2 separate regions of the Homo sapiens genome follow, and region 1 is linked to region 2. Evidence: read pairs that join two places in POLR2A ChIA-PET (ENCODE). Cell type or tissue: Caco-2. All regions are shown on one strand. Links, peaks and the distances in the headings refer to the core of each region. The heading gives the core; the rest is flanking DNA.

Region 1 (2,917 bases), core at 320-2,819, 160 kb after region 2:
GTGGAAACTATTCAGCGTTGAGTACTCTTAAGTGCCCAGGCACTCACCTCATATAGTGTATAGTACCATAGGTTTAAAAACCTTCAAAGCTCTTAGTTAATCCTTTCCTCTCCCCAGTTCCTCCCCAGCAAAGAGCAAGCTTCTCTAAGGTGGCTCGGAAGCCCAGGGTCTGGATGGTGGCTGATGATTCTTCCTGGGTCTTCCAGGTTACCTGTTTTAGAAAACTCAGCTTCTGCAGGCGACACATCCCACCCTCACCATATGGTGTCTGTGGTGCCCAGCCGTTATCCTCGCTGGTTCACGCTTGGACACTTGGAATCACAGCAGTGTGAACTGGCCTCCACCATGCTGACTGCTGCCAAAGGTGAGCATAGATAGACCTTAAGCTCCAGCATCACCCGTCTGCCTGCCCAACCATGGCATGTCAAAGGCTTGGCCTGCAGTCTCCTGAGAAAGAGAAGCTCCTTGACCATTTAGAGTGATAGTGGTCCTCACTTTGATTGCTGCCATTAGAAAGAGCACCTGGCCAGGCGCGGTGGCTTACGCCTGTAATCCCAGCACTTTGGGAGGCCGAGGCGGGAGATCACGAGGTCAAGAGATCGAGACCATCCTGGCCAACATGGTGAAACCCCATCTCTACTAAAAATACAAAAAGTAGCCGGGCGTGGTGGCGGGCGCCTGTAGTCCCAGCTACTCGGGAGGCTGAGGCAGGAGAATGGCGTGAGGCAGAGCTTGCAGTGAGCCAAGATCGTGCCACTGCACTCCAGCCTGGGTGACAGAGCAAGACTCCGTCTCAAAAAAAAAAAAAGCACCTGGATCCAAGCCAAAACTTTACCCTAGTTACTAATTGTAGGATACCAAATATGTAAAATTAAATGATCTTTAAGGTACTTCTAAGTCTAACCTTCTGTTTGATAAAATCACTTCACCTTTCTACGCCTCAGTTTCAAATCTATAAAATGGGGATCATTGTCAATGACCTGTCAGCCTCCCAGGGCCACTGGAAGATCTAATGAAGTGATGACTAAGATAGAGCTGAACTCCTTACAGATATAAGAGTTGGTGATTTTTTTTTCAGTGCCCTGGTAAAAGATAGGCAGTCCAAAGTGATTCTCAGGCCTTTAAGCTCACATACATCCTGTTAGCTATGCAGGTTTCACCACAAACAGAAGTGAAAGTAAGCCCCTATATAAGAAGGAGCTATGATAAAATGCTAGCCACCATGAGCTCCTGAATATTTTAGACCAGGAAACTACATGGATTTTGAAGTTATTTTTTAATTAAAAATAACTTTATGTGGTATCTTCTTATTGTCCCCCCAAAAATACATGCTTATTAGAGAAAAGGTAAAAGTTACATATAAATTAATATAAAAATGATCAGCAAACAAATACAAAAATAGAACAAAGCATATGATCAGACAGTTCACAGAAAAGGAGATACAAATCGTTTTTAGACAACTAAAATACCTGGTATCACATTAGAAATACAAATTAAAATTAGCCTGAGATAACATTTTTTACTGATCTTATTGGCAAAAAACAAATCTGATAATGTGCATTCATGTGAGGAGTGTCAAGTGGGGAGTGGCGGTAGCCTGCATGGAGTATCAGATTCCAAGCAGGATAAGGAGGAGGACTACAGATCTAAGGAAATCAATGAACCACAAGCATAATAAACATGAAGAAAACTATACCATGGCACATCATAACCAAAATGCTTAAAACCAATAATAGAAAATCTACTTAAAAGCAATCAGAGTAAAAAAGATACATTACAAAGGACAAAAAAACAAGTATGGGAACAGATTTCTCATTAGAAACAATGTAAGCCAGAAAACAGTGGGAAAAAAAACCCTTAAAGTACTTTAAAAAAAAAAAAAATTATCAGGCCAGGCACGGTGGCTCACACCTATAATCCTAGCACTTTAGGAGGCCAAGGCGGGCAGATCACTTGAGATCAGGAGTTTGAGAACATCCTGGCCAACATGGTGAAACCCCTGTCTCTACTAAAAATACAAAAATTAGCTGGGCGTGGTAGTGCACACCTGTAGTCCCAGCTACTCAGGAGGCTGTGGCACGAGGATCGCTTGAACCTGGGAAGCAGAGGTTGCGGTGAGCCGAGTTGCACCACTGAACTCCTGCCTGGGTGACAGAGTGAGACTCTGTCTCAAAAAAAAAAAAAAAACAAAAACTGTCAAACTAGAATTTTATACCAATGAAAATATATTTCAGAAACAAAGATGAGGCCAGGTGCAGTGGCTCACACCTGTAGTCCCAGCACTTTAGGAGGCCAAGGCAGAAGGATCACTTGAGACCAGGAGTTTGAGACTAACCTGAGCAACATAGCAAGATCCTGTCTTTACAAAAAATTTTAAAAATTAGCCAGGTGTACTGGCAAGCACCCGTAGTCCCAGCTACTCAGGAGGCTAAGGCAGAAGGACTGCTCAAGCCCAGGAGTTAAGAGACTACAGTAAGCTACCATCATGACACTGCACTCCAACCTGGGTGACAGAGCAAGACCCTGACTCTTAAAAAAAAGAGAGATGAACTAAAAATCTTTTTCAGACAACCACAGTTCAATTAGAATTCGATAATAAAAAGATATTTTAAAATATCTTAAGTTTTTGGAAATTAAACCACATACGTGTATATTACTCATGGAGCAAAGAAAAAAATCACAAGAAAATTAGAAAATCTTTTGACTATATGAAAATGAAAGCACAAGTCAAAATTTGTAGAATGTAGCTAAGGTTTTACTTATAAATTTTTAGCAATAAATGAAAAATGCTTCAAATCAGTGATCTCAGATTTCACTTTTTTTTTTTTTTTTTTTTGAGATGGAGTCTTACTCCGTTGCCCAGGTTGGAATGCAGTGGCGTGATCTCCGCTCACTGCAAGCTCCACCCCCTAGGTTC
Region 2 (2,917 bases), core at 273-2,772:
CGACAGATGAATGGATAAACAAAAGGTCTATTTTCCTTCCTTCCTTCCTTCCTTTCTCTGTCTTTCTATCTACAGGAAATGTTATTTAGCCCTGAAAAGGAAGGAAATCCTAATACATGCTACAACATGGATGAATGTTAAAGATTATGCTAAGTGAATAAGCCAGACACCAAAGGACAAACATTATATGATTCCACTTACATGCAGTATTTAGGTAGGCAAATTCATAGAGATAGAAGTAGAATAGAGGTTGTCAGGGGCTGAGGGGAGAGAGAAATGAAGAGTTACTGTTCTGTTGAACTAGAATTTTAGTATGGGAGGATGAAAAATTCTGGAGATAGGTAGGAGTGATGGTTGTACAACCAAGTGAATGTGCTTAATACCACTGAACTGTCCACTTAAAAATGATAAATCTTAGTATATTTTACCACAATAAAAAAGTTAAAAGCCACATATATTATTTTATTTATACAAAATGTCCAGAATAGGCAAATCCTAGAGACAGAAAGTAGGTTAGTGGTTTCTAGGGCCTGTGAGTAAGGGGAGTGATTACTAATGGGTATGGGATTTCCTTCTGGGGTGAAAATGTTCCAAAATTAGATAGTGGCAATGGTTGCACAAATCTTTGAATACACTAAATAACCAAATTGTGTACTTTTCAAAGTTGTGTACCTCTCAAGGGTGAGCTCTATTATGTATGAATTATATAATAAAGCTATCATTAGAAAAGCAAATATTCCAATAAAACAAAAAGGAAAGGAAAACCTTCAAACATTATGTTTCGTAGAGAATGAGCTCTAAATTCCTAAGTGCCGTGTTTGGAGACCTGGGCCCAAATCCCAGTTCTGCCACTTTCTAGCTGTGTAACCTTGGACAAGTTACTTAACCTCTCTGAGCCTCAATTCTCTGTGTACTTTCAGGACACTTATAAAGGAGTGAGGAAAGCACAATTAGGAGGGCAGAGAAGTCGAATTGATGCAATCACAACGGAGACTTCAGTCAATCCTATGGGGAGCTCTGCAGCTGGGATGGCACTTGAGAATTATCTGGAAATAGATGTGGGCTGGCTGACCTGAGGGAGAAGAGGCATAACCCTGGGTGGGGTATTTTTCTTTATGTGGTAGAGATGAAGGTGAACTACACTGTTTCTCTTCAGGGAACTACTTGCTGCCCAGCTGCCGGAAGTGCTTTCATCAGACAGCTTCCAACTGTCAGCTGATTCACGGGCTGTCTCAGCAGCAGAGATCTGCTTCATCTGAGGTCATACTTTTCTAAGGGCAGCCTGCAAATGACTGAGCAAGGTAGGAGCGTAAAGCTCCAGCTATTTCGGCCGGGCGCGGTGGCTCACGCCTGTAATCCCAGCACTTTGGGAGGCCGAGGCGGGCGGATCACGAGGTCAGGATAAGGAGCGGGCGGATCACGAGGTCTCTACTAAAAATACAAAAAATTAGCCGGGCGCGGTGGCGGGCGTCTGTAGTCCCAGCTACTCGGGAGGCTGAGGCAGGAGAATGGCGTGAACCTGGGAGGCGCAGCTTGCAGTGAGAGGAGATAGCGCCACTGCACTCCGGCCTGGGCGAAAGAGCGAGACTCCGTCTCAAAAAAAAAAAAAAAAAAAAAAAAAAAAAAAAAAAAATTCCAGCTATTTCAGTCGAACATGGAACTCTCCGACAGGCAATACCTGCTCCAGAGAGCCAAATCTGGTTGGCTGAGCTTTTATCAGGCCTGCATTGCAGTTTGATTTCTTCCTCTTCCCAGTCCTGCTTCTGTTGCCGTTCTTTCACAGATGTTGATCCCTAGTAAGTGTGTTGCATTTCTCATTCTATCTTGGTGTTTCCTTTCAGAGAACTCAATCTGTGATACTTTGGTTGAGGGCAGCTCATGGAGGAGGACATAGCTGTAACCTCTCAGCAGCCAACTCTCCTGGCAGTTAGAGGAATAAATGCCTTGGTCCTGACGGAAGGATCCGAGCGCTACATTTCCTCTGACTCTTGGATTCATTTCGTAGAGTAAATTCACCCTATAAGGGAACCGCTCCTCCAGGATTGTTTGGTCTCTTTTTTTGGGGATGCTTACAAGAGTAAAATTAGGAGGCAAATCACAACTTCTGTCACTGAAAGTAGTCCCCAGAACACAGCTGATCTTGTCCCGCTCCTCTAATCTCCATTATGGATTCTTAGCCAGAATCTCTGGTGGTCTAAGTGGTTTACCTGGGAATGGGTGGTGACTGTTTTTTTTTGAGACAGGGTCTGGCTCTGTCACCCAGGCTGGAATACAGTGGTATGATCTCAGCTCACTGCAATCTCCAGCTTCCTGGCCCAGGTGATCCTCCTACTTCAGCCTCCCGAGTAGCTGGGACTATAGGCACGCACCACTATGCCTGGCTAATTTGGCTAATTTTTATATTTTTTCTGTGGAGACAGGGTTTTTCCATGTTGCCCAAGCTGGTCTTGAACTCCTGAGTTCAAGCAGTCTGCCTGCTTCAGCCTCCCATAGTGCTGGGATTACAGGTGTGAGCCACTGTACCCAGCAACTGTTTTACAGAAAAGCCTGAGCCTAGTTACTGTGACGTTTCTCAGGCCTTGCCCACTGCGTTTGTTCATTTACTGTCAACATTGGGCTGGGAAGTATCAAGAGATGCCCCAGTGGTAAATTAGATGCTAAATGTCCTCTACTCCCTGATGTTACTTTACTTTGTGTTGATAAATCTGCTTTATTTTGTAAACACCATCTGTTGCTGAGATAGCACATAATGTGACATTAAAATCAGGTAATTATGTAGGTTGTTTTTGTTTTGTTTTGTTTTTTGAGACGAAATCCAGCTCTGTCACCCAGGCTGGAATGCAGCGACAAGATCATGGCTTACTGCAGCCCCTACCTTCTAGGCTCAGGTAATTCCCTCACCTCAGCCTCCCGAGTG

What was found. ChIA-PET counts read pairs that join two places held together with the same protein. Peaks named below come from ENCODE experiments on the same cell type or tissue, not always from the same donor. Only the 100,000 strongest peaks of a DNase experiment are listed, where the experiment ranks them.
Region 1: POLR2A ChIA-PET joins it to region 2 with 13 read pairs; 2 of 35 experiments call an interaction of 5 or more read pairs at or near these places.

The regions. Positions count from the first base shown.
Region 1 is chr1:45,031,759-45,034,675 of GRCh38, reverse strand. It overlaps ZSWIM5 (zinc finger SWIM-type containing 5), which reads left to right. Exons shown (of 14, transcript NM_020883.2): 11 at 207-364. Among named protein-coding and RNA genes, the nearest start is that of UROD, 21 kb to the right of the region's middle. In Caco-2, for the core only: no CTCF peak of the experiment used is centred there; no DNase peak of the experiment used is centred there.
Region 2 is chr1:45,189,644-45,192,560 of GRCh38, reverse strand. The region is part of intron 1 of ZSWIM5 (zinc finger SWIM-type containing 5); the gene reads left to right. Among named protein-coding and RNA genes, the nearest start is that of ZSWIM5, 16 kb to the left of the region's middle. In Caco-2, for the core only: no CTCF peak of the experiment used is centred there; a DNase peak (open chromatin) is centred at 1,260; H3K4me3 peaks cover 855 bases.